3 separate regions of the Homo sapiens genome follow, and all the other regions are linked to region 3. A link is a contact called in ENCODE Hi-C or POLR2A ChIA-PET data. All regions are on one chromosome and are shown on one strand. Each heading gives the region's core, a stretch centred on a gene start or an enhancer-like site at or near the end of the contact. The rest is flanking DNA. Distances are from core to core; before and after follow the strand shown.

Evidence for each region. Hi-C counts contacts between places; a loop is a spot of excess contacts on that map. ChIA-PET counts read pairs that join two places held with the same protein, here RNA polymerase II (POLR2A). Pooled maps may share reads with other maps.
Region 1: a loop to region 3 is called in a pooled map, with 10 times the contacts of the local background. The contact joins the promoter of ABCA7 here to the promoter of MED16 in region 3. A Hi-C loop is called at or near these places in 7 of 50 pooled maps. POLR2A ChIA-PET finds 5 or more read pairs at or near these places in 7 of 52 experiments (CD4-positive, alpha-beta T cell, GM12878, H1 and 4 more).
Region 2: a loop to region 3 is called in a pooled map, with 2.9 times the contacts of the local background. The contact joins the enhancer-like site here to the promoter of MED16 in region 3. A Hi-C loop is called at or near these places in 7 of 50 pooled maps.

Annotation. Positions count from the first base shown.
Region 1 is chr19:1,036,730-1,041,356 of GRCh38, forward strand. ABCA7 (ATP binding cassette subfamily A member 7) reads left to right here and starts at 3,378. Exons shown (of 47, transcript NM_019112.4): 1 at 3,378-3,467; 2 at 4,496-4,627. CNN2 (calponin 2) reads left to right here. Exons shown (of 7, transcript NM_004368.4): 7 at 896-2,336. The coding sequence ends at 1,171. RefSeq lists enhancers at 1,384-1,943, 1,531-2,032, 2,033-2,532, 4,425-4,627 and a silencer at 4,374-4,513.
Region 2 is chr19:1,112,252-1,116,908 of GRCh38, forward strand. It overlaps SBNO2 (strawberry notch homolog 2), which reads right to left. Exons shown (of 32, transcript NM_014963.3): 16 at 4,578-4,657; 17 at 3,770-3,852; 18 at 1,980-2,171; 19 at 1,284-1,453; 20 at 567-698; 21 at 151-286; 22 at 1-50. Among named protein-coding and RNA genes, the nearest start is that of GPX4, 11 kb to the left of the region's middle. RefSeq lists enhancers at 1-428, 429-1,348, 4,657. Within about 2 kb of position 1,265, at least 23 of the 41 ENCODE cell types and tissues checked have a DNase peak (open chromatin) inside an H3K27ac peak, as active enhancers do.
Region 3 is chr19:891,270-896,000 of GRCh38, forward strand. It overlaps MED16 (mediator complex subunit 16), which reads right to left and starts at 1,918. Exons shown (of 16, transcript NM_005481.3): 1 at 1,817-1,918. It overlaps RNU6-9 (RNA, U6 small nuclear 9), which reads left to right and starts at 2,215; the gene lies at 2,215-2,321. RefSeq lists silencers at 1,536-1,585, 1,636-1,905 and an enhancer at 2,046-2,195.

The DNA of each region.
Region 1 (4,627 bases), core at 2,128-4,627, 150 kb after region 3:
CAGCCTCTGTCATTTCCACCTGGCTGTGGGTCTCTAGGGAAGTTACTACCTCACCCTGTGTCATTTTCCCTTAAGGACTGCCCAAAGGTCCACCCAATTCTTTTTTTTTAATCTTTATTTATTTTATTTATGTATTTATTTTGAGATAGGATCTCACTCTGTTGTCCAGGCTGGAGTGCAGTGGCACGATCTCGGCTCACTGCAACCTCTGCCTCCCGGGTTCAAGAGATTCTCCTTCCTGCCTCAGCCTCCCGAGTAGCTGGGACTACAGGTGCATGCTGCCACACCCGGCCAATTTTTGTATTTTTAGTAGACATGGGGTTTCACCATGTTGCCCAGGCTGGTCTCGAACTCCTGAGCTCAGGCAATCCACCCGCCTTGACCTCCCAAACTGCTAGGGTTACAGGTGTGAGCCACCGCACCCGGCCACACCCAGCTAATTTTTGTATTTTTAGTAGAGACGGGGTTTCACTGTGTTGGTCAGGCTAGTCTTGAACTCCTGACCTCAGGTGATCCTCCCACCTCAGCCTCCCGAGTAGCTGAGACTACAGGCGCCCGCCACCACGCCCGGCTAATTTTTGTATTTTTAGTAGATATGGGGTTTCACCGTGTTGGCCAGGCTGGTCTTGAACTTCTGACCTCAGGTGATCCTCCCACCTCAGCCTCCCGAGTAGCTGGGATTACAGGCATGTGCCACCACGCCCAGCTAATTTTGTATTTTTGGGAGAGACAGGGTTTCACCGTGTTGGCCAGGCTGGACTGGAACTCCTGACCTCAGGTGATCCTCCCACCTTGGCCTCCCAAAGTGCTGGGATTACAGGCGTGAGCCAGTGCACCCAGTGAAGGTCCCCTCTTCTCTCCACCATGACCTGCTCCACCCCTCCTTCCTCTCCAGGTGGGCATGACGGCTCCCGGGACCCGGCGGCACATCTATGATACCAAGCTGGGAACCGACAAGTGTGACAACTCCTCCATGTCCCTGCAGATGGGCTACACGCAGGGCGCCAACCAGAGCGGCCAGGTCTTCGGCCTGGGCCGGCAGATATATGACCCCAAGTACTGCCCGCAAGGCACAGTGGCCGATGGGGCTCCCTCGGGCACCGGCGACTGCCCGGACCCGGGGGAGGTCCCTGAATATCCCCCTTACTACCAGGAGGAGGCCGGCTACTGAGGCTCCCAGCACGCTCTCTCCCCACATCGTCTGCCCATCTGGGTTTTTGGGTTTTTCTGTGTTTTCATCTTTTTTTTTTTTTTCTTAACCCGTTCAGTGCTGCCAGTCAACCAAGGGTCTGTGAGTGTCAGCGTGGGATCAGGCAGCAGAGCTTTTTTCCCCTTTGCCTTGATCCTTCGCAAGGCTGAGCCACTGGGCTGTGGGGGAAGGGGTCAAGGCCATATCCCAATACGTGTAGGGCGAGGGTCCCTGCTGGCACATTCAGGCTGTGCTGGGAAGAAGAGACCTGGGCTTGGAAGGAACCGGTCCCCGACGGTTTCTGCTTGCCTCGCCTCTTCCCCCTTTTGTCAGCTGAGCAGTTTGTGGTTTCTATGCCCGCAAGTTTCAGGAAGTATTCACAAAAGAAAAATACATTTTTTCCCCCAGGGGTGGGGCAAGGACAGTGGAGAGAGTGCTAGGAAATGAGTCCCCTGGGAAAGGGGACCGGGCCGTGATGTTAAATATCTCCGGCTCCCAAGTGACTGGATTTGCCTAGGACCTTCAGACCAACAGACTTCAGACCCTCAGACCTGCCCCGGGGCCAGGTGGAGAAAGTGAGGGCCGTACAAGGAAGTGAAATTCTGAGTTGTTGGGGCTAAGCCTGACCCCCTCTCCATGCTCCCCGCCCCAACCCACTCTGGCCTCAGTAGATTTTTTTTTCAGTTGTGGTTGTTGCCCAGGCTGGAGTGCAGTGGCGCCATCTTGGCTCACTGCACCTCCACCTTCCGGGCTCAAGCGATTCTCCAGCCTCAGCCTCCTGAGTAGCTAGGACTGCAGGTGCTCCACCACGCCCGGCTAATTTTTGTATTTTTAGTAGAGATGGGGTTTCCCCATGTTGGCCAGGCTGGTCTCGAACTCCTGGCCTCAGGTGTGATCCGCCCGCCTCCGCCTCCCCAAGCGCTGAGATTACAGGTGTGAGCCACCGTGCCCAGCCCCTCAGTAGGTTTTAAGGAGCCCCCAGCCCTCCTCCCTTCTGGGCCCGACCAGCTTATACTGCTCCATCTTCCCCGGCCACATGCCCCGCCAAGTACTGCACAGGGACCCCCCACCCAGGGGACCTGCTCCGTGAGATAATGTGAAATACGACTGTGGACCAAACGCAATAAAACCTCTGTTTGTACGAAGAGAAGGTGGCCAAGAGAGTTGGCGTCGATGAGGGCGTGCTTTGCTTTGATGCTTTTGTGGGGAGAGAGGAGGTCTTGGGGGATGGGGGGATCAAGGGGAAAATGTCCACCTCACCATTGGGAGGAGGAGCAAAAGCTGAAGCCACAGGTGAGTCTGGGTGGAATGAATGATTTGAAGGGCCGGGACTTGGGGTAGAGGGAGAGGCTGGGCTTCCTGGCCATTTGGAGAAGAGGCAGTTCCCTCAAATGCCCCCCATGCGCTTTGGCTGCACTCTACCTTACAGCGCAAGTCTCGTGGCCTCAGCCTGGATGTCTCCCCGTTGGCGAACTCCTATTTATCCTCAAAGCCCCAACGGCAATGCCACCTCCTGCCGCGGGAGCCGTCCCCACGCCTCTCACTCTCCCCAGCGCCTTCAAAGCTGTGGACCCACACGCTCCCATTTCAGCTTCACCTCCAGCCTGAAGAGTTTATTTCAACTCTTCTTCCAGAGTGGGAAACGGGTTTTCCTCAAAATCAGGGTAGCCACTATAATCGGAGACTCTAGAATGTTGGCCCCCTCCCCCTCCTGCCATCCTCTGCAGAAGCCGAGGAGCGTTCGTGGAATGAATGAATGAACGAATGATCTAGTGGAACCCCTACTTTACAGACGGACGAGTGTAGTCCCAGAGTCTGGACTAAACTAGAGGGAGCCTGGCCAGCCCCGGGGACAGCGGGGACAGAGGGAACTCCTGCAATTCGGAGCTGCGGTATTGCAGCCGGTTATACAACGTGGGGAGGCAGCCTGGCTCCCCAAAGACAGCGCAGCCTCGTTCCCGGAGGGCGGCCTGCCTGGGACCTGCCGGGCACTCCGCCACCCTACGGTGATGCAGCAAGAGCCGCGCGGTCCCTTTAAGAAACCCGGCTAGGCGAGGCCCTTCTGTGATCCCGTCTCCTCCCTTGGCCCGCGCAGCTCCGACGGAGCAGGCCAGTGAGTGACGGGCAGGTCGCCCAATAGCAGCGTGCAGAGGCAGGGGCGTGCCCCGGCGCTGCTACCTGCGCGGGCAAGCTCAGCGCACTTGGCTTAAGGGGCGGCGCGCTCCCTGCCTGCTGCTGGGCGGAGGGAAGGCGGCAAGAGCTGCGGAGCCCCTGGAAGGTGAGAAGGACTCGGAGAGGGAAGAAGGCCCGAGACTCGAGAATGCGGGGTTGGGGCCGGGAGGGATGCAAGTTCCCTGGGAATTAGGGGGTCCAGCCTCTGACCTCCTTCCGGTGAATGTTGACGACGGCTGAATTGATCACTGATTCTCAAGGGGGGCATCGGACATCTGGGACCCTTAAGAGGGCCTTTGCCGATCACACACCTGCAGCCCCCTGCCCGTTAGAACTCCTGCACTCCCCCTTGCCCCGTCTTACAAATGGAGAAACTGAGCCCACTCCCCCAGATCCTAAGTCCCGCTTGATGTAAAGGAAAGAACCCTGGCGTAAGGGTCTGGGTCTGAGGTCCCAGTTCCGGCCTGGTCACCTTTAGCAACTTCCTGCCCCTCTGTCAGCGTCAGATTCTCCATCTGTGTCAGAGGTGGACCGGCCCAAGGAAAATAGATCAGGAATCGCTGACTCCAGGAGTCTCTATCCCAGCCCCTTCGCCTGACTCTTTCTCTGGCTCCCGCGGTCCCTCTGAGCGATTAATGCTACATAAGGTGTGGGCAGAGCTGGGGTCGTGCCTCCAGCTGGGCAACTGCCTGTCTCTCTGGGTGCCTGGGTTTGCTTTCTTGGGCCTCGGTTTCCACTTCTGTAGAGTGGGGTGATAGTCCAGCACTTCCCCTGGGCGTGTGAAATGTCCAGCACTGCCAATATTCGTTGCTGTTATCTTCGGAGAACAGTGAGGGGAAAGGAATCCTTGCCTGGGCTGGGCCAGGCAGGAGGCTGGGGGTCAGGACCTGGAAGAGGCTTCCAGGTGAGGCTTGGGGTGGAGCCTGGTGACGAAAGCGTTAAGCCCAAACTCGGTCCCTGGAGGATTAGAGGATGATCTTTAAGTCCCCAGCTGTCAGCCCTGCTCAGAGCGACAGTCCTGGCAGCCAATCAGATGCGAGGACGGCTGCGGGTTGCGCTCCCATTGGTTTACTCCACCCCTGGGGTAGCGGAGCCTCTTTATCGAGTGACTACTGTTTGCCTCGCTCTAATCAGAGCTTCCAGGAACCCTGCGCTGTGGGATAAAGGAATGAGGTTCAGAAAGGGGCAGGGAGTTGCCCGCAGCCGCACCGCACGTCTTCAGCCCGACCGTTGTCCTGACCTCTCTGTCCCGTCCCCTGCCCAGTC
Region 2 (4,657 bases), core at 15-2,514, 220 kb after region 3:
GAGGAAGACATACTCTGGCGCGGAGACCTGGTTGGACCGGTGGGTGCGGCCTGGGGGCAGAGCTGCTCTCAGGGCCCGGCCAGGCGGGGGCGGGGCCGAGACCATGTTGGGGGCGGGGCCAGGCAGCGCTGGGGGCGGGGCCGGACTCACCGAACTGCTGGATGGCGCGGTCGGCGCTCCACGGCAGCTCCAAGGTCATGTGCACGCGGCGCCGCTGGTTCTGGACACGGCGGTCGGCTTGGAGGGAGACACCCGAGCTGGAGGCCTCCGAGATGATGGCCACGAGCTAGGGGGAAAGAAGGGGCCGGGACACGGTTGGTGCAAGGCCCGCCCCAGCGTTGCCGCCACCTCCTCACCCACTAGGCCCCCGCTCCAGGTCACCAGGACGTCCCGGGGCAGCGAGAGGCCTGCGGGGCGCGGACACCACCCGCCACACGGCCACTCGCGCCCGCACCTGGCACACACACACTCCAGAAGTGCGCGGGTCCACAGTCCCCGGGGACCCTTGGGCCCCTCTGTGCCTCTTGGGTCCCGTGGGCCGCGCCCAGTGCACTGCAGCCCCGCACCTTCTCGCCGCTCATGAAGCGCTGCTTCTCCCTGAGGTTCACGTGGTCGATGGACAGACCCTGCTCTGCCCGCGACTCGAAGGCCACCGTCCCGTCGGGCCTGGACACCACGCGGCCTTTCCTGCCGGTCATCTGCAGCCGAGACAGGGACAAAACCGGCCGTCAGTGTTGTGGCCTCGCAGGAGTCTGGCCACCCGTGTCTCAGCTTCCCTATGTCCTACAGTGGTCATGGGCTCCCAGCTGTGCACGGGAGGTGGGGGTGCTGGGAAAGGGAGGGCGGGACTGCTGGACCCAGGCGATGTGTGCCTGTCCAAGGCCTGGTATTATCAGCCAGCCGGCGCCACGAAGTGAAAAAGTGAAGCTGGGCGGGGGCAGGGAGTAGGAGGCCGCAGAACCAGGCCCAGGGGCTTGTGTCCTGGCCCTGGGCACCCCAAGGGGTGCGTTCAGGCAACGATCTAAGCAGAGGCCTGCGCAGGCCAGGCTGGGGGATCTGGGGCTTAGAGGGATGGGGCAGGCCGTCCACAGGAGGTCGTGGCCTCCCGGGCCGAGCTGGACAGCACGCTGCTGCCCCAGGGCTCCCCAAACGCCCCCTCCTCGCAGGGCCGCGGAGACGCAGAGTGACCAGCAGGGGCCACCAGAGCTGCACACAGCCTGCGTGAAGCCCCACCCACTGCCCATGCCCCGCCCACCACACTCCAGCTGCCACGTCCCACCCACCTCCGCCACCCGCTGGGGGCCGCCCAGCTGGTCGATGAGCTCGTCCAGGGTGTTGACTGGCAGTTCCCGGCCCAGCCGCCGCACTTTGTCCAGCAGATCCTGCTTCAGCCGCTCCACCCGCTCCAGGACCCCGGGGCCATGCGGGTCTCTCTGCAGGAGGCACAGGGGTCCTAGGGAGGAGGTGGAGGGTCAGGGCAGGACATGTTGGCTGCCTTCTAGGGCCCACCTAACTCAAGGCTGGCCCCTGGAGGGCAAGGACAAGGGGCCCGGGGCAACCCTGAGGGACGGCAGGGTGGCGGGGAAGCCCGGCACCGTGGCCCAGGACTGCTTTTCTGCACTTGTCTCCCTGAGACCAGCTGGGGCGAGACTAAGCCTCCTGTCGCGGACCAAACACTGTGACCTCACTGCCTCCACAGGGGTAGGGACTGCCCAGCCCCAAGCCCCAGCTCTGCCTCTGACCAGTGGTATAACCCCTGACCTCCCCTCTCTGGGCCTCAGTTTCCCCCATCTGTAAAGTGGGCACCATAGCAGCAGCTGGGCTCAGGTGGGCTGGACTGAGGGCTACAACCTGGGGTGGGTGGTGACCGCCAGGAGGCCGGGGGAGCCTCAGGCTGGAATCCTGACCCAGAGGTGGCTGCTCAGCCTGGACTGGAATCCTGACCCACAGGTGGCTGGCCAGCCTGGGCAAGCCCTCACCCCGGTCGTCACTGGGGAGCCCGACTGCATCAACGATGACAACGTCGTCATCCACCAGGGACTCGGGGGAGGAGTTGAAGTCGCTGTCCAGGCCAGGGTCCGACTCCGTGCTGCTGTCGTCACTGATGCGGATGACGCCCGCTGTCTCGCACGCCAGCCGGGGGGCTTTGGCCCCGCGTCCCCGAGGTCGCCCTGCAGGGAAGGACAGGGTCACCGAGGGCCAGACCGCAGCAAGGTGGAGGAGCAGGTGGAGGAGACGCAGCAGGACAGAGCAAGGCCAGTGGTCCGAGCTGGGGAGGTCCATCCGAGAACCCCCTGCCTCTGGGCAAGCAGCTCAGCTGTTCTCCAGGGACGCCCTCTAGGGAACCCCGTGCCCTGTGGCCAGGAGGGTACGGTGTGGGGGGCCATATTTTATTTATTTATTTTCTTTTGAGACGGAGTCTTACTCTGTCGCCAGGCTGGAGAACGGTGGCATCTCACTGCACTCTCTGCCTCCTGGATTCAAGCGATTCTCCTGCCTCAGCCTCCTGAGTAGGTGGGATTACAGGCGCCCACCACCACGCCTGGCTAATCTTTTGTATTTTAGTAGAGATGGGGTTTCACCATGTTGGCCAGGATGGTGTCGATCTCCTGACCTCGTGATCCACCTGCCTCAGCCTCCCAAAGTGCTGGGATTATAGGCGTGAACCACCACGCCTGGCTTATTTATTTATTTTTGAGATGGAGTTTCACTCTGTTGCCCAGGCTGGAGTGCAGTGGTGCGATCTCAGCTCACTGCAACCTCCACCTCCCGGGTTCAAGCAATTCCCCTGCCTCAGCCTCCTGAGCAGCTGGTATTACAAGCATGCACCACCACACCTGGCTAATTTTTCTATTTTTAGTAGAGATGGAGTTTCACCATGTTGGCCAGGCTGGTCTCAAACTCCTGGCCTCAGGTGATTTGCCCGCCTCAGCCTTCCAAAGTGCTGGGATTACAACAGGCGTGACCCACTGCACCTAGCCAATATTTTATTTTTATTAATTTTTTTGAGACAAGAGTTTTTTCTGTCACCCAAGTTGGAGTGCAGTGGCATGATCTCGGCTCACTGCAATCTCCACCTCTCAGGTTCAAGCGATTCCCCTGCCTCAGCCTCCCAAGTAGCTGGGATTATAGGCGTCCACCACCACGCCCAGCTAATTTTTGTATTTTTAGTAGAGACAGGGTCTCACCATGTTGGCCAGGCTGGTCTTAAACTCCTGACCTCAGGTGATCCACCCGCCTCGGCCTCCCAAAGTGCTGGGATTACAGGCGTGAGCCACCACGCCCAGCCAACGGGACAATATTAATAAACCCATATCCAACGTCCTTTCAGGCCTGGCCAGTATGGTGGACACGCGGGGTGCCTGGGGAGGCCACACACCAGACTTCGACAGGCAGCTCTGGGCTTCCCTGTGACAGAAGCCTGGGGGTTATCAATGGGCTCCCCAAGGGACCGTGGAGACCCTGAAAACGGAAGGTGGGAGGGGTCTCGCTCAGCACCCGCGTCCGTGTCCCGCCCCCCGGGTCTCGCTCGGCACCCACGTCTGTGTCCTTCAGGCTGTCTGTTGCTTCCTCTTCCCTAAGCGTTCCATGGCAGGGTCCACGCAAGACCTGCCACTGGCAGCGGAGCCTTGAGCCTGCCTGGCACGGACAGGACCTGCATTTGGCTGAGTGGACGGGGGAGTGGGGGAAGCAGGGAGCGACCAGCCAGCCCCCGGGGGGAGAAAGCAGAGGGGCAGGGGTGGGTGGGGCCATGGGGGGCAGGGCTTACGTTTCCGCTTGCTGCCCGCTCCTCTGTCCCGCTTTCTCTTGGTGGACGGAAAGTGCTTCTGAATTAGCGACAGGAACACGCCTCTGAAAGTGAGACGCGGAGTTTATTCTCACACGAGGAGCTGAGGCCAGGCGGGGTTGCTCTCCAGGAGCTGGACGCACCCCTGGGTCCCTGTGGGGGTCCCGGACAGGACCGGGCCTGGGCAGAGGGTCTCCTGTGTGGAGTGGGCTGGGGAGGACTGGGGGCTGCCTGTGAGCTCTCCTCTGGCCTCCTGGTGTCACAGGGCCACCTCGGCCACCAGGCTTCCCCCGCTCTGAGGAATGTGGCCGGATATGATGATGGCTCCCAGGACAGGGGCAGGGGGCAGGGTGAAGGGGTAGCTGGGGGCATTGGGGAGCTCCGACCCCCAGGCAATGGGGGGATCTAGGGGGGCTGCTGTGACCCTCCCGGGGCATTCTCAACCAACAGGGGAGAGGCTGGGGCTTCAGACAGCTGGGAGGGCCAGCCCCTAAAATCCACAGCCCCCTTGTTAAAACGGCACAGATGCAGGAAGCCTCCTTCTGAGACCCCTGGAGACCATGTCCCAAACCTTCCAGGCCCACCATGCCTGGGGTCCACCTCCAAGCCTCTGCTTTAGACCTGGAGCAGCGGTGAAGGCCTCTGTGGCTGAGGCTGGGGGCCCAGCAAAGCCCACCCCAGCACCTCCTGCTGCTGGGGCCAAGGGGCAGGGTCAGGCCACAGGTGGCCACAGAGAGGGGTGGCCATGAGCGCAGGAAGCCCACAGTCCTGTCCCCACCGTGACACTTACTCAGCGGCCGAGACGAAGCAGTTGAGGTGCCCATCGTTCTCCCCCAGCACCTCCCGCGTGCGCGCCTCGCCCGTGGACTG
Region 3 (4,731 bases), core at 668-3,167:
GCCCGGAGGCCAGACAGAGCCTGGGGCTGGGGCCGAGGGGGAACATGGAGAGGTCAGGGCCAGTCCTGGGCCTGTGGGCTTCTACTCTCAGTAAGGTGGGAGCCCGGGAGGGCTGGGACCTATTTGGGTTTCACCAGGACCCCTCTGGCTGTCTAGGGAACAGACCATGGGGGCCAAGGGCACAGCCGGGAGACGCAGCGGAGGGTCTGCGCTGGCCCAGGTGAGTGATGATGGGGGCAGCAAGTGGACACTAGCTCTCTCCCGAAGGAAGAGCCCGCAGACAGGCAAGCGGTGGGGCGGCTCCCTGTAGCCGAGGCGGGGCTGAGTGACAGGGAACACCTGTGGCCGAGGCGGGGCTGAGTGACAGGGAACACCTGTGGCCGAGGCGGGGGCTGAGTGTGACGGGGAACACCTGTGGCCGAGGCGGGGCTGAGTGTGACGGGGAACACCTGTGGCCGAGGCGGGGCTGACTGACAGGGAACACCTGTGGCCGAGGCGGGGGCTGAGTGTGACGGGGAACACCTGTGGCCGAGGCGGGGCTGAGTGTGACGGGGAACACCTGTGGCCGAGGCGGGGCTGAGTGTGACGGGGAACACCTGTGGCCGAGGCGGGGGCTGAGTGTGACGGGGAACACCTGTGGCCGAGGCGGGGCTGAGTGTGATGGGGAACACCTGTGGCCGAGCCGGGGGCTGAGTGTGACGGGGAACACCTGTGGCCGAGGCGGGGCTGAGTGTGACGGGGAACACCTGTGGCCGAGGCGGGGCTGAGTGTGTTGGGGAACACCTGTGGCCGAGGCGGGGGCTGAGTGTCACAGGGAACAGAGGGGGCACCTCCTCGAGGCTTTCTAAGCGCCTGGCATCCAGACGGGCTGTTTCGCTTCGCAAAGGCAAAAGCCCAGGGAGCCTGGAATCACCCGCAACCAGGTTCTCCTCAAACCCTAACCCCGGCTCCCTACTTCTTCAGGGCCTGCCCCAGACCCCCAAGGCTCCGCCACAAGCCTCTAAAAGTCTTTCAGCCCCACCCCTGACCCCCTTTGCTTCCCACACTTCATTTCACCCCTTGAGCCCACGGCCTCACCCTAAATTCTCAGGCTTCACCGTAGGGGTCCCATGTACTCTCCAGGTCCAGCCTCCAACGCCCTTAGCTCTCCAGGCCCAACCCCTAAAACTCCCCAGTCCCCAGACTCCACCCCGGGGACCCCACGTACTCTCCAGGCCCTTCCCCTATTGCCCCCAAATACGAGGCTTCATCCCAGGGACCCCATAGCCTCTTCAGGCCCCGCCCCTATAACCCCCAATCTCCAGGGTCCATCCCAGGGACCCCCTACCCTCTCCAGACCCCTATAACTCCGCAGTCCCCAGTCTCCACCCTAGGGACCCTATTCCCTCTCCAGGCCCCGCACCGATAACCCCGCAGTCTCCAGGCCCTGCCTCTACAGCCCCCCAGTCCCCAGGCTCCACCCCGGCGACCCCAAACCCACTCCAGGCCCCGCCCCCGAAGTCCCACCAAGCGCCTTCAGCCTCGCCCCAAACTCTCCTTAGGCCCCGCCCCGAACCCAGCCCCGCGGGCCTCAGGCCTCCCCCAGGTTTCCGCCGCAAACCCTGAGCCCCGAGCCCCGCGCCCCGCGCCCCGCGCCCCGCGCCCCGCGCCCCGCGCCCCGCGCCCCGCGCCCCAGGCCGCCTACCCAGCAGCCTTTGCTCCCGGCCACGCCCCCGACCCCGCAGGCCCCGCCACGGCTGCGCCGCGTTCCCTCGGGTCCGTGGACACGGTCAGGGGTCCGTCCGCCCTCGCCGGGCCCCCGCAGCCCCGCACTCACCTGGTCGGCCCGTGCGCCAAGCTCAGCGGGCGTCCGCGGTGCGATCTTCCCTAGCGCCTCGGGTCTGGCGCCGCCATCTTCCTCGGTAACAACCAGTCGCCTGAGGCGTGGGGCCGCCTCCCAAAGACTTCTGGGAGGGCGGTGCGGCTCAGGCTCTGCCCCGCCTCCGGGGCTATTTGCATACGACCATTTCCAGTAATTCCCAGCAGCCACCGTAGCTATATTTGGTAGAACAACGAGCACTTTCTCAACTCCAGTCAATAACTACGTTAGTTGCATTACACATTGGGCTAATATAAATAGAGGTTAAATCTCTAGGTCATTTAAGAGAAGTCGGCCTATGTGTACAGACATTTGTTCCAGGGGCTTTAAATAGCTGGTGGTGGAACTCAATATTCGTGCTCGCTTCGGCAGCACATATACTAAAATTGGAACGATACAGAGAAGATTAGCATGGCCCCTGCGCAAGGATGACACGCAAATTCGTGAAGCGTTCCATATTTTTTTTTTTTTTTCCATTTTCCCTCCCAGAAACGGAATCTTGCTCTGTTGCCCAGGCTGGAATGCAATGGCGCGATCTTAGCTTGTTGCAACCTCCGCCTCCCGGGTTGAAGCGATTCTCCTGCCTCAGCCTCCCGAGTAGCTGGGATTATAAACATGCGCCACCACGCCCGGCTAATTTTTGTATTTTGGTAGAGACGGGGTTTCGCCATGTTGGCCAGGGTGGTCTCTATCTACTGACCTCCTGATCCGCCCGCCTCGGCCTCCCAGAGTACTGGGATTACAGGTGTGAGCCACCGCGCCCGGCCTTTCTTCCATTTTCTAATGTCCAAGAGTGGGGAAACTGTAAGCGAAGTCACCGACCCCGTTGAGTATTCCTACTTCCAACCCTATTCCCACCTCCTCCTCCAAAAGCCAGTTTAATGCAATGGATGTGGTGCTCTTCTATTTTTATTTTTATTTTTTTTGAGACAGGGTCTCGCTCTGTGGCCCAGGCTGGAGTGCAGTAGCGCGATCTCAGCTCACTGCAACCTCCGCCTTCCAGGCTCAAGCGATTCTCCTGCCTCAGCCTCCCGAGTAGCTGGGACTACAGGCGCGCACCACCATGCCCAACAAATTCTTGTATTTTTAGTAGAGACGGAGTTTCACCATGTTGGCCAGGATGGTCTCAGTCTCTTGACCTGGTGATCTGCCTGCCTCAGCCTCCCAAAGTGCTGGGATTACAGGCGTGAGCCACCGCGCCCAGCCTGTTTTTTCAAAATTTTAATAGCGATGGGGTCTCACTATGTTGCCCAGGCTGATTTCAAACTCCAGGCCTCAAGCCCTCCTTCCACCCCGGCCTCCCAAAGTGCTGGGATTATAGGCGTGAGCCACCGCGGCCTCACTGCATGATTTTTGCAAGAATTCTGCAAATATAAAACTGTTCTAAAATTACAGGTTAACAATGGCCCAAATATCAGAGTGTTTTTTCTGGATCAGGGTTCAGTTCTCCAAGAGGGCCACGCAGTGACCTTACAGAAAATCCCCATTCCCAGGCAGCAGGTAGGGATTTAACGTTCTTAGCGGCCCGGGTGTGGTGGCACACACCTGTAATCCCAGTACTTTGGGAGGCCAAGGTCTGAGGACAGCTTGAGTTTGAGACCAGCCTGGGAAACATAGCCAGACCCCGTCTCTACAAAAAAAAATTAAAAATTAGCAGGGTTGGGGAGGGAGGGGCGCTGGGCAAGGTGGTTCAGGCCTGTAATCCCTGAACTTTGGGAGGCTGAGGCACGCAGATCACCTGAGAACAGGAGTTCGAGACTAGCCTGGCCAACATGTTGAAACCACATCTCTACTAAAAATACAAAAATATTAGCTGGGCATGGTGACACATGCCTGTAGTCCTAGCTACTCTAGAGGTTGAGGCAGGAGAATCACTTGAACCCAAGAGGTGGAGGTTGCAGTGAGCTGAGATCGCGCCACTGCACTCCAGCCTGGGGGACAGAGCAAGACTCTGTCTCAAAATAAATAAATAAATAAATAAAATAGCTGGGTGGGGTGATGCACACCTGTAGGCCCAGTTACTCAGGAGGCAAAAGTGGGAGGATCACTTCAGTCTGGGAGGTCAAGGCTGCAGTGAGCTGGGATTGTACCTCTGCACTCCAGCCAGGGCAACAGAGCCAGACCCTGTCTAAAAAAAAAAAAAAAAAAAAAAGAGAGGTTGAATTCCTAACTCCCACTACCTCAGAATGTGACCTTATTTAGAAACAGGGTCTTTGCAGAGGTAATCAGGTTAAAAGGAGGTGATTAGCATGGGCCTAACCTAATGACGGGCATCATAGAGATGGATATTTGGGCACAGACACGTGAGGAGAGGACGATGTCAAGACAAGACATAACACACAGGGAAAACGGCCACTTGGAGATGAGACCACAGCAATGTGGCCACAAGCCATGGACACACGAAGTCCCCAGAAACCGGGAAAGGCAGGAAGGCTCCTCCCCTAGAGACGCTGGAGGGAGCACTGCCCTGCAGACACCATGACCTCATTCTTCTACCTCCAGCATTGTGAGAGGATAGATTTCCCTTTTGCTTCTCTTTGACCTAGGGTCTTCCTCCATACCCAGGCTGAAGTGCAGTGGCACGGTCTCAGCTCACTGCAGGCTCAAGTGATCCTCCCACCTCAGCCTCCCAAGTAGCTGGGACTACAGGCGCACACCACACCCTGCTAATTTTTGTGTGTGTGACAGAGTTTTGCTCTTGTTGCCCAGGCTGGAGTGCAAAGGTGCGATCTCAGCTCACTGCAGCCTCTACCACCTGGGTTCAAGCAATTCTCCTGCCTCAGCCTCCTGAGTAGCTGGCATTACAGGCATGCACCACCACACTCGGTTAATTTTGTATTTTTAGTAGAGATGGGGTTTCTCCATGTTGGTCA